2 separate regions of the Homo sapiens genome follow, and region 2 is linked to region 1. A link is an interaction called in ENCODE POLR2A ChIA-PET data of the cell type or tissue named here. Cell type or tissue: A673. All regions are shown on one strand. Links, peaks and the distances in the headings refer to the core of each region. The heading gives the core; the rest is flanking DNA. Region 1 overlaps RAP1GAP2 (RAP1 GTPase activating protein 2). Region 2 overlaps P2RX5 (purinergic receptor P2X 5).

Region 1 (9,896 bases), core at 1,959-5,958:
GCCCCCCAAGACTCCAGGGGCGTAAGCTGCTGAGGGACACTGTGCCCCTTCCCCACCCAGGGGCCTGATCAGAACCCGCAAGTCATCCCCCCCTCACCTCTCTCCTCGAGTAAGTGGGGAGGGGAGATAACGACGTCTTCCTTGAACCCCCATTGTCAGCAGAGACCTGGGCTCCGGCCTGGCCCTCAGGCCCGAGGTTTTCCTCAACCAACACAGCAGCATCTCAGCACTGGCTCCTTTGCTCTCCCTGAATTCCTTCTCACTCCTGGCTTCCCACCCCTTTGTGGGAAAATATCTTCTCAAAGGGAAGAGACTGCCTCGGGGCTGCCCCTCCCTCCCCTCACCCCACAGCAGCCATAATCAGGAGAAACCGGGTGGGACCCAAAGTCCCCGCCTCAGTCCAGGAAGTGTGCAGCGCAGTTCTGGCCCGTCCAGCTCTGGCTCTGAGCTTGAACTGGCTGGAGCCCCGCTCACGGTACACTGGCAGCAGGGGCAGGGCAGCCCTGGGCCTACGTCAGCAGATGGGAAAGGCGTTCAGCACAGAAGCAGATAGACGGTTTAGAGCTCCAGAGCTACGGGGGCAATAGCGCCGAATTTTATCAGGATGGCCTCAAGGATGCTACGAATCTTGGCTCCTGGGAACATGGGGCCTCCACCACCGAGTGCGTTCCTGGTAGTAAAGCCTGCCACGTTCAGGAAGGCACTGCCCTGTGGCCAAGACCCTCACCGAGGCTCTGCTCCCACCCCCTACTCTGTCTCTGAGGCAGACCAGCTCCCCAGTCACTGCTGAGCTCCCCCCAGATCCCCCTTTGCCCGACACTTTTCCTCTCCAGGATGAATAGGATGATAAAGGACCCGGACATCACACTGGGAGGTCAGGAGCAGGAGGAACCTGAGGAAGGAGGCCTCGTCCAGAGATGGGAGGGGCTGGGAGGGCATGTAGGTGAGGGCGGAGGCAGGGCTGTGGCCAGACTGGGACACCTGGACCAACAGCACATCTGTGGGCACGTGGCCATGGGGCAGCAGGGCTGGGACTGTCAGGGTCGTGGACGGCACTCCCAAACTGCTGGTACAGGAGCCTTTTCCAGGACAGAAGAGGGGATTCCCTGAGGAGACAAGGAGGAGGCGGCGATGAGCGAACATTCCGTACAGGAAGGAGGGGACGACGCGGACGTCGGGAGCAAGGGGTGGGGAACACGCCTGCCCATGGCTACAGCTCACTGGATACACTCAGGAGCAGGAGGGCACCTGATGTAAGGGTGCCCCACCTTGCGTGGCCCGAGAAGCTGCGCATAGCCACGGCTTTGGTGGGCAGTGGCGTCCAGAGTGCGTGATGGGAGCCGGGGGTGAAGGTCCATATGCCCATTTGTCTTCTGCTTTTTCATAAATCAGGTTGAACACAGAGTGGGTTCGGTTGTACCCCTCCTCTTGGCTCCAGCTGTGACTCTGACCCCTGAAGCCCCATGTGGGGAGAGGGCTGGGAGCTCAGATGGGTCTCTGGTGACTTCCCCAGCAGAAATCCAGGCCTTGATGGGGGCGAGCTGGACCCACGGCCACTCTGCTCAAACCACGTGCCCCCTCAAAGCAGGCAGGGGAAGAGGCCTCCTGGGGTGGTCCCTCACAGTGCTGACTCCCGACAGGGAGGGAGAACACACCTCAGCCCAGGGCCTCCGCCAAAGACACAAGGAGGGAACAGCTGCCTGAGGGCAGGGGAGCAAGGGAGCCCTCAGGAACTCCTCCCTCCTGGGTCAGAAGCGGGCTTGGGCGACTCCCCTTCTGCCTGCGGGAACCAGACCCCATCGGTGGAAGGGAGGCCTAACTAGTACGTCTAGTCCAGTGTCACTGGGAACCCCCTTCCCATCCGCACACAGGCCATCTGCCCCTCCTTCCCCATTGCAGGTCTTCAGGGGCGAGTAGGAGACTCTTTGGACATCCCCAGCTGGCGGCATCTCTCCGGCCATTCTGAGGTTACAAGGCCTCTAGTTCCCTGATCTAAAAGAAACACACGTCCCCCCTCACGGCCACAGCAGGACATTCACTCAACCCACCTTGGACAGGCGAAGGACTCCACTTTCACATTAGTGACCCTGTTTCAACAAAAATCCATACAGGAGTTTAAATAACCAGACAGCACAGGTCCCTTCCACGGCGGCTCTGTGCACTCAGCTCTCAACAGTCTGGTGAGCTCAGGAAGGGATTCAGGACCCCAGGAACAAGCACTTCCCACCTCACATCTGGACCTGGAGTTCTCGATAGTCTGGCGAGCTCAGAAAGGGACTGGGGGACCCGGGAACCAGCCCTTCCCACCTCACATCTGGACCTGGAGCTCTCGATAGTCTGGAGAGCTCAGGAAGGGATTCGGGACCCAGGAACCAGCCCTTCCCACCTCACATCTGGACCTGGAGCTCTCGATAGTCTGAAGAGCTCAGGAAGGGATTCGGGACCCAAGAACCAGCCCTTCCCACCTCACAACTGGGCCTGGAGCTCTCGATAGTCTGGAGAGCTCAGGAAGGGACTGGGGGACCCAGGAACCAGCACCTTCCACCTCACATCTGGACCTGGAGCTCTCGATAGTCTGGTGAGCTCAGGAAGGGATTCGGGACCCAGGAACCAGCCCTTCCCACATCACATCTGGACCTGGAGCTCTCGATAGTCTGGAGAGCTCAGGAAGGGACTGGGGGACCCAGGAACCAGCCCTTCCCACCTCACATCTGGACCTGGAGCTCTCGATAGTCTGGTGAGCTCAGGAAGGGATTCGGGACCCAGGAACCAGCCCTTCCCACCTCACATCTGGACCTGGAGTTCTCGATAGTCTGGCGAGCTCAGAAAGGGACTGGGGGACCCAGGAACCAGCCTTTCTCACCTCACATCTGGACCTGGAGCTCTTGATAGTCTGGTGAGCTCAGGAAGGGATTCGGGACCCAGGAACCAGCCCTTCCCACCTCACATCTGGACCTGGAGTTCTCCATAGTCTGGCGAGCTCAGAAAGGGACTGGGGGACCCAGGAACCAGCACCTTCCACCTCACATCTGGACCTGGAGCTCTCGATAGTCTGGAGAGCTCAGGAAGGGACTGGGGGACCCAGGAACCAGCACCTTCCACCTCACATCTGGACCTGGAGCTCTCGATAGTCTGGTGAGCTCAGGAAGGGACTGGGGGACCCAGGAACCAGCCCTTCCCACCTCACAACTGGGCCTGGAGCTCTCGATAGTCTGGAGAGCTCAGGAAGGGACTGGGGGACCCAGGAACCAGCACCTCCCACCTCACATCTGGGCCTGGCCGTGTCCAGAGGTGTAGCTCCACCTTGGGAGTTGTGGCAAAGGTGGCTGGAACCCGGAGACACGGCCTGCACCTGCTGGAGCCAGACGTCCCCAGAGCTTCCCCTGCCTCCTTCGGGGAGCCCCCTCTGGGATGTCTGAACCCTCTTCCTCTGGCCTCAGGAAGGAAGGCTGGGCCTCTGCAGAAAGTGGAGTGTGGGGTGTGGGAGGCGCATCCTTACCGCACCAGAGCTGGCATGGCTGAGCTTGTCAAAGCGGAATTTCAGGTTCGATCTCGGGGAGTTTCTGCTTTTGGCATCTAAGAAAAAGAACGGCCATGAAAGGAGGGTGGAGCTGTGGAGGCCACTGGGGCTGTGTGTGGGGACTGGCTAGGGAGGCCAGGGGAAGGGGGCCTCCTGCCCTCCACCAGGACCAGGCACCCTAGCTGACCTGTGCCGACCCACGAGAGCCAACTCCTAGATTATAGAATTGTGGTGAGCTGGTTGTTCAACTCAGGCCATTTTTTAAAGTTGAATTATATATAAGCTTACAGTTCAATAAATTATATTCAACAGAGGTAATAAATACTTGAAATTCGTCACTTCCTACTTATTTTTCTCTGTTTTACGATTATCTGTGCTCTTACGTCTATTGTATCCATGTGGTAGAAACACCCTAAAGATGGTGGCTACAGTATATCTTCTTCCCAAGTCCACGTTCGAGGACATCACGTCAGTAGCTTGAGATCAGCCACGACAAGTGTATTTACACCACAGAAACTGGTACATGCTACAAATCATGACTTGATTGATTGTTTTGTTGTCTAGACTTAAGGAACTAATAGAAAAAAAGGAATTTACATGAAACTTCAAAACATGCTGTGTCTGCAGCGATTACATTGTGAATAGCACAAAAGAAAACTGAGGAAATATCCTTCCGGGGTTTGAAAACTTTTCTCGGATACAGCAAGGAAATGACTCATGTCACTGACGAATGAAGTTCTCTTAATACAAAATACTCATGGCCGGGCGCCATGAGAGTGAGTGTGTGTGTGTGTGTGTGTATAATATATATTATACATATGTATATACATATAACATATAATATATATGTATATATAATATATACATATATGTATATTATGTGTATCTATAACATATGTATATTATATGTATATACTATATATGTATATATAATATATACATATAAAATACTTATTAACAAACATGGTAATATCAGTCCACATTCATGTCAGAATTACACACATTCATCTCCTGCAGCCTTAAGTTGGCTACAGATAAAAAGGTGAAGCAAACACCACTAAAAGCATTCTGTGAGAATCAGTTGGACATATGGGACTTATGGTAAAGAATATTATCTAGTATTTGTACACTGGGTTTGACATCCATCGTATAATAAAATTCCGTTAAGTGTGTGTGAGTGGTGGCAGAGCCCGGTGTCAACATTTCCCGCTGTGCCCCGCTGGCAGGAGGGCCACTTGACTTTCTGGCTGTCCTCTGGCCGAGGGTATGGAAAGCTTAGTGCAGCCTTCCTGGAAGCTGCTGGCTGGTTCGTGGTGCTTCGAATCGAGGAGTTCCACCCAGGGCTACAACACCTCTGTGTAACCTATCAGTCCTCTTCTGTGCCCCAGGAAGCCCAGGTAGGAAATGACCATGATCAGATATCTGACATTATGGAGACTGTACGTCAGGACGTCAGGCCACCTCTCCCCACTCCACCCTGCCTCTCCCCAGACTCAGCCAAACAGCATGAAACCGGTTCCCAGATCCCCCCAAGCCCACCCTGATCCAGTGGGTACCAAGCACATCTTTCGTGGGCTGGGGGTGAAAAGCAGCCCATCGGGGTTAAATACTGTGTGGAGAAAAGGTGTGTAAGAGGCAGCCTCACCGTGTGGTGTGGGAAGCACCGGCCATAAGTCACCAGACCCGCTCCAGGTCCCTTCCGCCCTCGGTGACCTTCAGCAACCTGCAGAGACTCTCTAATTCCTTTACTCAAAACCTTCCTTACTTTGACGTTTATTTAACACCAAGTGGGGGCCAGGCTTGCTTACAGATTCTTTCATTCATTCCTTCAATATTTAAGTCTTATTTAGAAAACAAAACAAAACAAAACAAAAACACCAGGTCAGGCGCGGTGGCTCACGCCTGTAATCCCAGCACTTTGGGAGGCCGAGGTGGGTGGATCACGAGGTCAGGAGTTCGAGACCAGCCTGGCCAACATGGTGAAACTGTGTCTCTACTAAAAATAAAAAAATTAGCCGGGCATGTGGCACATGCCTGTAATCCCAGCTACTTGGAAGGCTGAGGCAGGTGAATCACTTGAACCTGGGAGGCGGAGGTTGCAGTGAGCCGAGATTGCGCCATTGCACTCCAGCCTGGGTGGCAGAGTGAGACTCCATCTCGAAAAAAAATCAGGGAATTTGTATTTCCACCCCCTTTTACAGATGAGGAAACTGAGGCTCAGAGACGTGGACCTGTCAATGCTACAACCAGGATTTGAACCCAGCTCCGCAGCTGCCCAACCACAGGGGGCTGAATGAGAGGAGGCACGTGAACTCTTCCACTCACTGAGAAACACGCATGCAAAGGGTCACTGGCTGTGGAATCACGATCTTCCCTTCATCTCTGACCCTGCAGGTTCCCTTTGCAACATCCCTTCGCTGTGTGAACCCCAGGAACATTTTGGCTTCAGCCACCCTGAAGGCCTGTTGGCCCTTCCTGTGTTTCTACCATTGAGACTAGAGTTTTTCAACCGAATGTCATTTGGGGTCAGAGAATTATTTGTCTGATGTGGCTAGGGGGCTGTCCTGTACATTGCTTATCAGCTTCCGTGACCTCTGCCCACTAGATGCCAGTAGCACCCCTCCAAAATTGTGAAAATTAAAAATGTCGCCAGACATTGCCAGACATCCATGGGGTAGCAAGACTGCCCCCGGCTCAGAACCGCTGACTACACTATTGTCTCATTCCCATTCTTTAACCAACACCGAGGTTAACAGTTCCAGGCCTCGTACAAGCATGAGCTCCTTTCATCTTCATACAACCAACCCTCTGAGGCAGACACGACTCTTCCCCTCCCTTCATTTTCTGCTTGGAGAAACTGAGGCACAGACAGGCTTGGTGACTCGCCCAATGACATGTCTAGTAAGCAGCAGACCCAGGATTTGGACCCAGGCTCAAAGTCCTGTGCTGCCCTCACGAGGGCAGAGACCCGGAGCACCCGCCCAGCAGTGCCCACCGCACAGGTCTACCTGAACGGCCCTCAGGTGCTGGCCCCCCTATTCTGACCAACTGCAGGGATCACAGAACCCCAAAACGCCCAGACTCCTGCTCTCTCTGAACCCCTGCTACTGAGCCCGTACATTTTACCTCCTTGATCTCTCCTGAACCGAGGTGCTTCTGCCGCAGCTCCCCTCCCCTCCTCTCCCCTCCCCTCCATCCCTCCCCTCTGCTCCTGCTCTCTACTAATCCATTCTACACTCAGCAGCTGCAGCAGCCAAAATGGACTTTCTCAACTCCAGATGGTGCTTCCCTACTTAAGAACCTTCAAACACTCCAACAGTGGCCGCTAGCAGAACAAAATCCTCACCCGGGGCCCGGGGCTGACCCAGCCTGTCAACGCTCCGGCCTCTCTGACGCCTGGCTCTGTGAACCCAGCTGCCATGAACACGTGCAGTTCCGGAATACCCGCTCTCTCCTCTCCTCTGGGCCTTTCCACATGCTGTTCCCTCCCCCTGCAGCCCTTCCCCCGTCTTGTATTATCAAGACCCCCGACATGACAGACGGGCCCTGGCAGCCCTGGAGCGCTGGCAGGTGGGGAGAAGGGTTGGAGCACTGGCAGGTGGGGAGAAGGGCTAATGGAAAGTGCTCAGCTTTCCCACTGCCAATCCCGACTCCTCCGCTGTGGGATCTCCCACAAGGCCTTCAACTCTCTGCCTCAGCTTCACAACTCTCAGTGTAAGAAGAGCTTAGGAACTTGGGCATCTTAAGGCTGATGAACAGAAGAGGCGGGCGCACAGAGCGGAGGGCCTCACAGCTGGGAGGAGGGGTGAAAACTGGCCAGTTCAGCGTGGCTGGGGCCCTGCTAACAGTGGACAGGGCACAGCCTGCCCTCCTGGTGACGTCACACACACCACCAGATGCCACTGACCTGTGGGACTCCGGCTCATGATGATCGGGGTGGCAGCTGCCCCCAGGCTGGGGCTCTCGCTGCTCGGGGACGGGCTGTAGACAAACACCTCCTGCTTGAAGGGTGAGGTCGTGGACGGCTGGCTGCCCTGAGGAGAGAGGCAGGGTGAGCGAGGCCAGCCCACCCTCGGCAGCTGCGCCCACGCAGGCCTGAGGCAGCCCCCAAAAGCCCAGGACAGCCGCTGCCTCCTGCTCCCCACTTGGGCCTGCTCTTTCTTTCCTGCTGACTTCAACCCTGGTTCCAAGCTATCCTGCTCCAAGAAGGACCTTTGACCCAGCCCCCTGGGGCACTGGCCACTCACCACTCCAGCCAGGAACCCCAAGGCAGGGCACCATCGGGTCTGGCCCCTGCCCTCTGCTGCTGCTATGTCACTCTGAGAGAGAGGTCCCCTCACCCACTGCGCCCAGGGGGTGGTGATGGCCAACGAGCCCACCTCTCGTTTCCATTCTTCCCCTTTCCTCTGCAAAGACTGACATGGGCTTCGATCCACAGTGCCGTTTTAATGCAAGGAGGGTGGCTGGCTGACGCCCCAGAGTGCCTGCCCAAGGGTGGACGGGGCACACCTACCCCACTGTCGCCCTCCTCCATGGCCTCGCCCTCCCCTGCAGTGCTGCTGACGCTGCTGGTGCTGGAGGAGGAGCGGGAGATGGCACGGCCGTTTTCCTTCAACTTCATGAAGGGCCTGCAGGGAATAGGAAGTGAGGCCAGCCCGGGTCACACGCGAGAGCCCTCCACCCCCAGGGTCCTCCCCGGGACCTCTGGCGGCTCCCCACGCCCCCACCCGTCGGCCTTTGTGTTCTGGAGAGTTCCAGAGGCAGGAGATGGCCACTCTCAGCTGGCCAGGAGGCAGAGGGCGTGTTCCAGGGCTCCACGTGGCCGAAGCTGGCCTTTCCCACCCTCACTCTCTTACTTCTCCTTGTTGGGGCAGATTTCCGGAGAGCTGGGATTGGATGAGGTCTCAGACTTTATCTCCTGAGAGGAGTGTCCACCATCTGGGGTCTTGGGTGTGCTGGATGTGCTGTCACTGAGGGAATGGAAATGAGGAGTGAGGCCGCGGAGACAGCCCTCAACCCCCACCCCATCCACGGCCCCAGGCAGAGCCTCTCTCGGCACGGTGAGGGGCAGTGGGGTCAGAGCGCCCCCGCCTGGCATCACTGCCTGGATGTCCTTTCCCACCTGAGCCCCCCAGAGATGGCGGCATACTACAGGGTTTCCCGGTCCCTACAACAGGGACTATTCTAGGTTCATGGTGAAGTCCAGAGCTGCCAAGCAGGAGTCCTGGCTTGACGGCCTCTAGCCCAGATCTCTCTCACCCAAGCTGGCCATCACACCTGGCGGAGTTGTGGGTCAAGAGAGGGCCCCGTGGGGAATGGAGCAGGGAATATGGCAGAGTCTATGACATCCGCCCCCACCGCAGGAACCACCCAATACACATGGACTCCTGGGAAGTCCCGGGGGGCCATCCTTCATATAGACTAGAATACGAGCTCCTGGTCCCACATGAGGAGGCTGCCCTGGGAGCTGGGAAGCAAGGGGTACTCTCAGCCAACAATATCCTTCTCCTTTAGTGTAACAAAGACCATGGACAGTGCCCACAGTGCTCCCTGTGCTGGCTGTTGGGGATGGGATGGCCGTGTCCTCAATGCACTTTTTTTGAGACTGAGTCTCGCTCTGTTGCCCAGGCTGGAGTGCAGTGGTGCGATCTTGGATTGCTGCAACCTCCGCCTCCCAGGTTCAAGTGATTCTCCTGCCTCAGCCTCCCAAGCAGCTGGGATTACAGGCGTATACCACCATGGCCAGCTAATTTTTGTACTTTTAGTAGAGATGGGGTTTCATTGCATTGGCCAAGCTGGTCTCGAACTCCTGACCTCAAGTCATCTGCCTGTATCGGGCTCCCAGAGTGCTGAGATTACAGGCGTGAGCCACCGCACCTGGCCGTCAATGTACTTTTTAAATAATAGTGTTCTTGAGACAGAATCTACACACCACAGAACTCACCTATTTAAAGTATACAATGCAATGGCTTTTAGTTTATTCAGAGTTGTGCAACTATCACCACCATCTGATTTTAGAATACTTTTGGACCCCTAAAGGAAACACTGGACCCATTTGTAATCACTTCCTAGTCCTCTCCCTGTAACTCCCACCCAATCCCGAAGCCATCACTGTAGATTGTACTCTTCTGGACATTCATGTAAATAGAATCATATAATATGTTATGGTCTTTTTGTCTGGCTTCTTAACATAATGTTTTCAAGGTCTGTCTATGTTGTAGCTTGTATCAGGACTTTATTCCTTTTTACTGCAATAATATTCCATTTTATGGATAGATGGCGCTTTGTTTATCCATTCATCAGACAATGGACATTTGGACTGTTTCCACTTTGGGCTATGATAAATAGTGCTGCCATGAGTATCTGTACACTAGTT
Region 2 (9,896 bases), core at 3,705-7,704, 640 kb before region 1:
CTGGGTTATAGCCGTGCGCCCTGACCCTGGCCACAGGCTGAACCCCAACCACAGTCCTGACTGTGCTGCTGAAGGAAGCAGGGTAGAGGAAGCCGGGTGGAGGACGCTGGGTGGAGGATGCAGGGTGGAGGACGCTGGGTGGAGGACGCAGGGTGGAGGATGCAGGGTGGAGGATGCAGGGTGGAGGACACTGGGTGGAGGATGCAGGGTGGAGGACGCTGGGTGGAGGACGCAGGGTGGAGGATGCAGGGTGGAGGATGCAGGGTGGAGGACGCTGGGTGGAGGATGCAGGGTGGAGGACACTGGGTGGAGGACTCAGGGTGGAGGATGCAGGGTGGAGGACGCTGGGTGGAGGATGCAGGGTGGAGGATGCAGGGTGGAGGATGCAGGGTGGAGGACACTGGGTGGAGGATGCAGGGTGGAGGACGCTGGGTGGAGGACGCAGGGTGGAGGATGCAGGGTGGAGGATGCAGGGTGGAGGACCCAGGATGGAGGAAGCAGGGTGGTGGCCTGCAGGGTGGAGGACCCAGGATGGAGGAAGCAGGGTGGTGGCCTGCAGGGTGGAGGACCCAGGATGGAGGAAGCAGGGTAGAGGAAGCCGGGTGGAGGAAGCAGGGTGGAGGACGCCGGGTGGAGGACGCTGGGTGGAGGACGCAGGGTGGAGGATGCAGGGTGGAGGACACTGGGTGGAGGATGCAGGGTGGAGGACACTGGGTGGAGGACTCAGGGTGGAGGATGCAGGGTGGAGGATGCAGGGTGGAGGACGCTGGGTGGAGGATGCAGGGTGGAGGATGCAGGGTGGAGGACGCAGGGTGGAGGACACTGGGTGGAGGACGCAGGGTGGAGGATGCAGGGTGGAGGATGCAGGGTGGAGGACACTGGGTGGAGGATGCAGGGTGGAGGACACTGGGTGGAGGATGCAGGGTGGAGGACGCTGGGTGGAGGACGCAGGGTGGAGGATGCAGGGTGGAGGATGCAGGGTGGAGGACGCAGGGTGGAGGATGCAGGGTGGAGGACACCGGATGGAGGACTCAGGGTGGAGGATGCAGGGTGGAGGATGCAGGGTGGAGGACGCTGGGTGGAGGACGTAGGATGGAGGAAGCCAGGTGGAGGATGCAGGGTGGAGGATGTAGGGTGGAGGGAGCTGGGTGGAGGACTCAGGGTGGAGGACGCCACGTGGAGGAAGCAGGGTGGAGGACTCAGGGTGGAGAGAGCAGGGTGGAGGATGCAGGGTGGAGGGAGCCGCATGGAGGAAGCAGGGTGGAGGACACCGGCTGGAGGAAGCAGGGTGGCGGCCTGCAGGGCGAGGGATTCTTCAAGGCCCACTCCGCCCGTCTAGGAGGGGAGGCACCCTGCAGGGCCGTCCCAGGTGAACAGCTTGTATCTTGTCCAGGGGCCTAGAAGACAGTTCCCAGGAGGCCGAGGACGAGGCATCGGGGCTGGGGCTATCTGAGCAGCTCACATCTGGGCCAGGGCTGCTGGGGATGCCGGAGCAGCAGGAGCTGCAGGAGCCACCCGAGGCGAAGCGTGGAAGCAGCAGTCAGAAGGGGAACGGATCTGTGTGCCCACAGCTCCTGGAGCCCCACAGGTGAGGCCACTGCTAGGCAGAGAGCCCGACAGCTGGGTCCTGCAGAGAGGGGTCCCCAGTTGGGGCTTCTCATGCCTGGCAGCTCCAGCGGACCCCTCTGCTCTGGTGTGAGCTGGCCACAAGGCAGGACATCTAGGAACTGGGAGAGCCTCTGTGGGAAGGGGCTGGTGCTTTACCCCGCAAGGTCCCCCTTAGCTCCCGAGACCCTGGATGGCCATGGGTGCCTGCTGTGCCATGCCGGCGCTCAGATGATAACAGCGCGCTGCTCCACAGCACTGACTCTCTGCCTGGAACCCCTCTGTACTCTCCGTATTTGTTAACTCATGTAAGCAACTGAATCAGATAGACACCGATCTTCCCCATTTTACAAATGAGGAAGCTGAGGCACAGAAAGGCTCGGTAATTTGCTCAAGTCACACAGCCGGTGAATGGCAGCGCTGAGATTTGAATCCCGGCAGTGTCTGTAGGATGAGGTTCTCCTGAGTTACTCTGCCTTTGCCGAACGTCTCTGTGCTCAGATGACCCCCCCTCAGCCCCTCTTCTGTGTGCGATTCTGGGGCTGCCCCGGCCTCAGGAGGGTGCTGGCCGTGCTGCCAGGGGGGTCCTTGGGCCGCGATTCCTGGGGGCGCTGGCTTCTCTGCAGACGAGGCTCAGCCTGCGTGGGGAGGGCGTCTGGCTGGGTGGGGGACCTGTCTCGGGCCTGCTCTGCGTCTGCCTTGCAGAGTACCTGTGCGGTGAGCAGGTGCCTGGCCCTTTCTGTGCCTTGTTTTCCCTTTTTTCCCCTCCCAGTGGGGGCTGGACACCTCCTGCTGTCAGACTGGGGTTCTGTGACTCTCTTGCAAACCACACCCCAGGTACTCACTGACCTTGGTGGCCTTTCTCCTGGCCCAGCTTTCATTCCTTGCTGACTCAGGAATTGGCAGCGTTCAGCTGGGAGCTGGGCCTGGGCAGGGAAGGAGCAAGAAATAGACTGGGCTGGAGAAGAGTGAGGAGAGAGAGAGGCAGGGGCTGCAGCAGTGGGGCAAGGAGGCTGGAGGCTAGGGGTCCGTATGGGGTAGACCCAGAGCCTGGCAGCCCTCCTGTGCTCCCTGAGCTGACTCTTACTTCCTGGGTGCTCACTTGAGCTCCCATTCTGAGCAAGCGGGAAGCCCGACGGCCTGGCTTGTCTTGGCTGAGCCTCGCTGAGGCTTGTGGGAGGCTGTGGACTCACAGGCCCACGCTCCAGCTGCCACCGCAATTGCTGCTACTCCTTGCCGGGGCAACTCCAGAGGCTTCTGCCTGAGCATCTATGCGTGCTGGGCTTCCGCAGGAACCCTGGCAGGCTGTGCTCTCTCTGAATGCTCTGCCTGCCTGCAGTGCTGCCAGGAGCGTTGCTGCCTCTGGTGAGGCTGGCCCACCCACCGGCTCCCGACAGTCCTCTCTGCCCTGTGCGCCCCCTCCCGCCCACACACAGGTCTGGCCATTTGCAGAATGCACAGGTGAATTTGGAGCAGCTGCAGACAGTGGAGATGTAGCCAGGGCTGCTGGCTACCAGCAGTGTCGCTGAAAACTTTGGGGCCAGAACAACCCGCAGCTCTGAACTGGGTAGAGGAGTCTGTGCCTGCATGAGACAGGGGCTTCCAGGCACAGCCATCTCTCCTGAACTTTGGGATCTTGCTGCAAGCTTTTTGCTGAGTGAGGAGGGGAGCCTCCCAATGGTCAGAGGGGCTCGGACCTAGAAGAGGAGTCCCTGGAGCAGGTGTCCAGGGAAAGGGACAGGCCAGGGTGCTGAGCGGAAGTGGAGTGTTTGGATTTTCCCTCAACCTGGCTGCACCTTCACTCATTCATATGAGCTGTAAACATGTATTGACGCATGCTGTGTGCTGGGCCCACCAAGAGGTGCTTAAATGAGATGCTGACCTAACCTCAGGGAGAGGGGCCCGCGTGTAATTCCTCCAAAGCCAACAGAGACATCACAGCCAGGCCCAGCCACTCCAGCTGGCCTTCCTCTAGCCTCTAGCAGGGTTTCCGAAATCCCTGCCGAGAATGATGGTTGCTCAGAGAAAGCTCTTGGACAACACCCAAGGGGACATTTGGGCTTGCCCCAAGGATAAAATTTAAAGGTGGCCATGGAGGCAACCAGGAAAGGACTGGAGCAGTCAGGAGGCAGCTGGCTCTTAGTGGGGAAGCCAGCTCCTGGGGAGTCTAGGTAAGATGGGGAAGGGGAGGCAAGAGGCCTCTGCTCCATCTGACTCCACCAGCCTCGGGACGCCCGGGGAATATGGACCTGCCCAGATGGGAGATACAGTCGCCTTGACCCTGCCGAGCTCCTGCCCTCCCCACCCCTCCTCAGAGGCTGGGCCTGAAGTGCTAATGAGATCAAGGATGGCGCCACTCAGCAGGTGTAAACGGGCTGAGTTAGGGAGGCCCTCATTCCCCTCCCTCCGTCCCCACCTGTCTTATGCCACGGCCACACCCACCTACCGCACCCTCAGCTGCTCTCTGCCTCCATCGCTGTAGGGCCTTGCTTTTTATTTATTTATTTTTTTGAAATAGAGTCTCGCTCTGTCACCCAGGCTGGAGTGCAGTGGCGTGATCTTGGCTTACTGGAACCTCCGCCTCCCAGGTTCAATCGATTCTCCTGTCTCAGCCTCCTAAGTAGCTGGGATTACAGGTGCCCACCACCATGCCCGGCTAATTTTTGTAGTTTTAGCAGAGATGGGGTTTCACCATGTTGGCCAGGCTGGTCTCCAACTCCTGACTTCAGGTGATCCGCCAGCCTTGGCCTCCCAAAGTGCTGGGATTACATGCGTGAGCCACCAAACCCGGCCAAGCCTTGCTATTTAAAGTGGGGTCCAGGGACCGGAGCCTGCTAGAAATGCAGGTCCCAGCTCCCCCGCCCCCCACCCAAATCAGAACCTGTGTTTCAACAAGATTCCAAGGTGATCTGTGTGCACAGTGACATTTAAGAAGCCCTGGTTCTCAGGGGAAAAAGGCCAGCTTTGGTGGATGGAGCCAATTTCTAGGTCAGACTTACACGCATGCTGCCTAGAGACCAAGAGGCTTCCTCCCCCACCCTGAAAGCAGCAGTATGCTCAGCTGATTTAAGTTACAATATTTTGACTGGGTAATACTTACATGATTCAAAGTTTAGAAGGTGCAAAGGATAGTCAGTGAAAAGCAACCTCCGTCCTCCCGGTTCCCCAGAGGCAGCCAGTGTTACTAATGCAGGAGGCTCCCTGATTTTGCCGAAAACTCGTGTGGTTTCTTACACATTCACTCAGGTAATGAACTTCTCCTGACGCTGGCGCTTAAGACCCAGTCTCCCCTGTCAAAAATGGACATGAAGTACGTTTCGATGTTGGGCTTGGGAGCTGACTAGCTCTCTTCTCCTACCCCGTTGTATGTGAGTTGTCTCCCCGTAAACCCAAGGTGAGAAACCTGGAGCTCAGCCCTCGCCATTGCCCGAGCCACCTGGCAGAAAAGTGCTCCAGCGCCGCCCTCACTCAACCAGTCCCAGTGCTGTCTGGGCGGCTCCCTGGAAGCATCCTCTTTGGAGGGGTTCTCTCTGCACACAGAAAGGCGGGGGTGGTGAGAGCATCCCTCCACTGAGGCTTTGGAGAGGGATGTCAGGGGCCCAGGGACATGGTCTCCAGAACAGGAACCCTCCTAGAGCAAAGCAACTTCCTCGCTTTGGGTTTTCTGGGAAGGGAACCTGCAACAAGCCTATACTGCTCTCTGATTAGAAAGTAAAGATCCAGGCTGGGCGCAGTGGCTCACACCTGTAATCCCAGCACTTTGGGAGGCCGAGGCGGGTGGATCACGAGGTCAGGAGTTCGAGACCAGCCTGGCCAATATGGCAAAACCCCATCTCTACTAAAAATACAAAAATTAGCCGGGCATGGTGTCCACATGCCTGTAGTCCCAGCTACTCGGGAGGCGGAGGCAGGAGAATCGCTTGAACCTGGGAGGCAGAGGTTGCAGTGAGCTGAGATCATACCACTGCACTCTGGCCTGGGCGACAGTGAGACTCAGTCTCAAAAAAAAAAAAAGAAAGTGAAGATCCAGGTGATCCACTTAGGTGTGTCACTTCTTCACTGACGCAAAGCCTTGCATTTTTATAACTTGGTGACTTTTAGGTTTGGGAGGAAGCAAAAAAGGCAGGGGTCATGGCTGCTGATTTTAACCAGACTTCGAAATGGCTGGCAGAAGCCACAGAACCTGAGGATAGTCATACTATTTGTTTCATATTGCAACAAAAATGTCTTCCTAGCCGGGCACGGTGGCTCACGCCTGTAATCCTAGCACTTTGGGAGGCCGAGGCGGGCAGATTGCCTGAGTTCAGGAGTTTGAGAACAGCCTGGGCAACATGGTGAAACCCTGTCTCTACTAAAATACAAAAAAATAGCTGGGCGTGGCGGCGTGCACTTGTAGTCCCAGCTACTCAGGAGGCTGAGGCAGGAGAATTGCTTGAACCCGGGAGACGGAGGTTGCAGTGATCCAAGATCGTGCCACTGCACTCCAGCCTGGGCGACGGAGCGAGACTCCGTCTCTAGAAAAAGGAAAATGTCTTCCTACAGTTAGTCATTCCTTCAGCCAGGAAATATTTATGGAGTCCCTGTGACATGTCAGGTGTTGGACCAGATGCTGCTGAGACAGAGATGAGCAACACAGACACGATCCCTGCCCCCGAGGGTTTCCAGTCTAATGGGGCATTGAACCCTTACCAAATGATCACACCCGTCATCACAGACGGAATGGGGTGTCGGAGAGGTCAGCGAGTAGTAGCCAGAGAAGGTTTCCCCAAGGAAGTGACCTATGAGTTGAAATCTGAAAGGTTATAGCAGCCTAACTAGGTGAGGGGGAAGCATTCCAGGTAAGAGAAGCACAGGTGTGAAGAGACGCTTTGATATGGGAAGGAGCAACGGAGAACCTGGGTGAAGGCGGCAGACAGGAGCCAGGTTTGGTGAGGCTTTTGTTTAATGAAGTTGACGGTCTTTAGCTGCAAGGTTGCCCCTTTAGACTTTGCTTCCTTAGAGGATTTAACCTCATTGTTTCTTCAAGGCCGGCCAAGCCTTCCAGTGACCTCTTGACTGCCCATCAGGGGCCCCGTGCTCAGAAGAGCCAGGGATCGCCTGACAGCTTCCAGACAGTGTCACACTCTTCCAGTTTCCTTGCTTTTTGCACAGCCCCCAGCTCCCACCATTTTTCTGCATAATCTTGGTGCAAGAGTGGGAGCTCATTACTCTGATGGAAACTGGCTTTTTTTTTTGTATTTTTTTTTTTTAATTTTTTGAGACGGAGTCTCGCTTTATCGCCCAGGCTGGATGGGAGTGCCGTGGCGCGATCTCGGCTCACTGCAAGCTCCGCCTCCCGGGTTCACGCCATTCCCCTGCCTGAGCCTCCCGAGTAGCTGGGACTACAGGCGCTCGCCTCGCCCGGCTAATTTTTTGTATTTTTAGTAGAGACGGGGTTTCACTGTGTTAATCAGGATGGTCTCGATCTCCTGACCTCGTGATCCGCCCACCTCGGCCTCCCAAAGTGCTGCGATTACAGGCATGGGCATGAGCCACCGCGCCTGGCCGGAAACTGGCTTTTAAATGGGGAGAAGTGAAGCATGAACTGTAGCTCTTTTCAGACTTGGGAAGGCCCTTCTCCCTGGGCACTGGTTGCCTCACTGGGAAGATGAGAGTGCCAGCCTCTCAAGAGCTCCTTTCTGTTCTGATATTCCAGGAGCACGTGAATTGCCTCTGCTTACGTTCAGGCCCTGTCCTAAACCCAGCCGTCTAGCACCCAGTGATCCCATGCCTTTGGGAATCCCAGGATGCTGCCCAACGGGAAATTTGTACATTGGGTGCTATCAATGCCACATCACAGGGACCAGCCATCACAGAGCAAAGTGACCTCCACGTCTGATGCTGGGGTCATCAGGACGGACCCATCATGGCTGTCTTTTTGCCCCACCCCCTGCCGTCAGTTCTTCCTTTCTCCGTGGCTGGCTTCCCGCACTAGGGAACGGGTTGTAAATGGGGAACATGACTTCCTTCCGGAGTCCTTGAGCACCTCAGCTAAGGACCGCAGTGCCCTGTAGAGTTCCTAGATTACCTCACTGGGAATAGCATTGTGCGTGTCCGGAAAAGGGCTCCATTTGGTTCCAGCCCACTCCCCTCTGCAAGTGCCGCAGCTTCCCTCAGAGCATACTCTCCAGTGGATCCAAGTACTCTCTCTCCTAAAGACACCACCTTCCTGCCAGCTGTTTGCCCTTAGGCCAGTACACAGAATTAAAGTGGGGGAGATGGCAGACGCTTTCTGGGACCTGCCCAAGATATGTATTCTCTGACACTCTTATTTGGTCATAAAACAATAAATGGTGTCAATTTCAAACGTGTCCTGATTTTTTTCTCTTCATGTTTACCCATCTTTTTTTTTGAGATGGAGTCTCGCTCTGTAGCCCAGGCTGGAGTGCAGTGGCACGACCTCGGCTCATTGCAGCTTCTGCCTCCCAGGCTCAAGTGATTCTTCTGCCTCAGCCTCCTGAGTAGCGGGGATTACAGGCGTGCACCACCATGCACGGCTAATTTTTTTTGTATTTTTAGTAGAGACGGGGTTTCACCATGTTGGTCAGGCTGGTCTTGAACTCCTGACCTTGTGATCCGCCCACCTCAGCCTCCCAAAGTACTGGGATTACAGGCAACAGCCACCGCACCTGGCCCATTTTTACCCGTATTTTAAAGGAAAATGTAAGAAGGCAAGATCAAAAGAGGCAGACACAAGAAACAATTAGTAAGCAATATATTCCTCATCTTGCAAAGAAATTCAAATTATGGAAATGCTTTAAATGAGCAACTATTAAAATTATAGACTAGGAAGGAACTGATAAAACTGGTACTTTTCATTCAAGTAGTGTAATCTAACACAACTCTGGAAGTAACTTGGAACCAAATTTTTATCCTCTGCTGTAGGAACTTATTAATTTTCTCAAAACAATATAAACGCAGACATTCATTGCAGTATTTTTTATAGTAGTGAACATTTCAAACTTACTGCCCAACAATAGGGAAATGGTTAAGTACATCAGCTCGCTTATCCCTCTTCCTTTTTTCTCCTCTCCCACCAGGCTGAGGACTCCCTCTGCTTCTCCCTTACACCAGGAATGAACCTTTCCTTCCCACTCAGAGGAGGTTCTGAGAGGACTGAGGTGGGCAAACCACTGAGGATCTTCAGTGGGGGCAGAGAAAGGGCTCACTGAGATGGGGGGCAACGCTATGGCCTCAGCTTCTCCTTGGCGTCGTGTGCATGTGTTCCTGAAGCCGAAACGGAATTTAACAGGTCTGGGTCCCAGATCCATTTCCATGACTGGCCATGGGCTATCTATGATCTGTCAAAAGGGGACTTGGATTCAAGCTCTCAGATCCCCTTCCAATCTAAAACAGATTCTTTTTTTAAAAAAAATCCAAATGTGATTACGTCACTTCAGACTAAAAACTTCCAAAGGCTTCCCCCATTTGCTCTGAGGATCAAGGCCAGGGCAAATGGGAGCTCACTGCAGCCTCAACCTCCTGGGCTCAAGTGATCTTGATCTTCCCATTCCAGCCTCCTGAGTAGCTGGACTACAGGCGCATGTCCCCACACCCATTACTGCCCTCCATGATCTGGTCTGGGTCTACCCTGTGGCCTCTTCTCTCACTCTCTAAATACAGTCACATTCCTTCCTGCCCAATGGCCTGGAAACATGCGCTTTCCTGAAGGTAACTCCTTCCCCACACTTGCCTATGTTATTCAACTTTTGGGTTTCAGATGTAATGTTATTTCCTCAGAGAAGACTTCCTTGACCTCCATATACCCCAACTTGGGCTAGGTCTGCTATGTCCTCTTCATAGTACTCACCATGATTTAAGTATTTCTGAAGTTAGGTGATGCTGGTTTCCCCAGTTAACCATAAATCCAATGAGCACCATCATTTTCATTACTGTAATTTCTTTTTTTTTTAGACAGGGTCTCGCTGTTGCCTAGGTTGGAGTGTAGTGGCAAAATCGTGGCTTACTGTGGCCTCAACCTCCCGGGCCCAGGTGATCCTGATCCTCCCACCTCAGCCTCCTGAGTAGCTGGGACTACAGGCACATGCCACCACATCTGGCTAATTAAATGTTTTTTTGTAGAGATGGGCATCTCACTATGTTGCCCAGGCTGGTCTTGATCTCCTGGGCTCAAGCCTTGGCCTCCCAAAGTGCTGAGATCACAGCAGGAGCCACTACACTCAGGCAATTACCGTCATTCTAATGCAATATTTATTCCTCAATTAAACAAATGCATTTTATTCTTTTTTTTT

Evidence for each region. Peaks named below come from ENCODE experiments on the same cell type or tissue, not always from the same donor. Only the 100,000 strongest peaks of a DNase experiment are listed, where the experiment ranks them.
Region 2: POLR2A ChIA-PET joins it to region 1 with 8 read pairs; 2 of 35 experiments call an interaction of 5 or more read pairs at or near these places.

What each region holds. Positions count from the first base shown.
Region 1 is chr17:3,024,602-3,034,497 of GRCh38, reverse strand. RAP1GAP2 (RAP1 GTPase activating protein 2) reads right to left here. Exons shown (of 25, transcript NM_015085.5): 20 at 8,377-8,490; 21 at 8,034-8,148; 22 at 7,428-7,554; 23 at 3,500-3,576; 24 at 2,049-2,087; 25 at 1-1,106. The coding sequence ends at 2,079. Among named protein-coding and RNA genes, the nearest start is that of OR1D5, 34 kb to the left of the region's middle. In A673, for the core only: no CTCF peak of the experiment used is centred there; a DNase peak (open chromatin) is centred at 4,187; H3K27ac peaks cover 523 bases.
Region 2 is chr17:3,671,282-3,681,177 of GRCh38, reverse strand. It overlaps P2RX5 (purinergic receptor P2X 5), which reads left to right. Exons shown (of 12, transcript NM_002561.4): 11 at 1,394-1,588; 12 at 7,301-7,951. The coding sequence ends at 7,310. P2RX5-TAX1BP3 (P2RX5-TAX1BP3 readthrough (NMD candidate)) reads left to right here. Exons shown (of 15, transcript NR_037928.1): 11 at 1,394-1,588; 12 at 8,685-9,896. Among named protein-coding and RNA genes, the nearest start is that of EMC6, 7.4 kb to the right of the region's middle. In A673, for the core only: no CTCF peak of the experiment used is centred there; no DNase peak of the experiment used is centred there.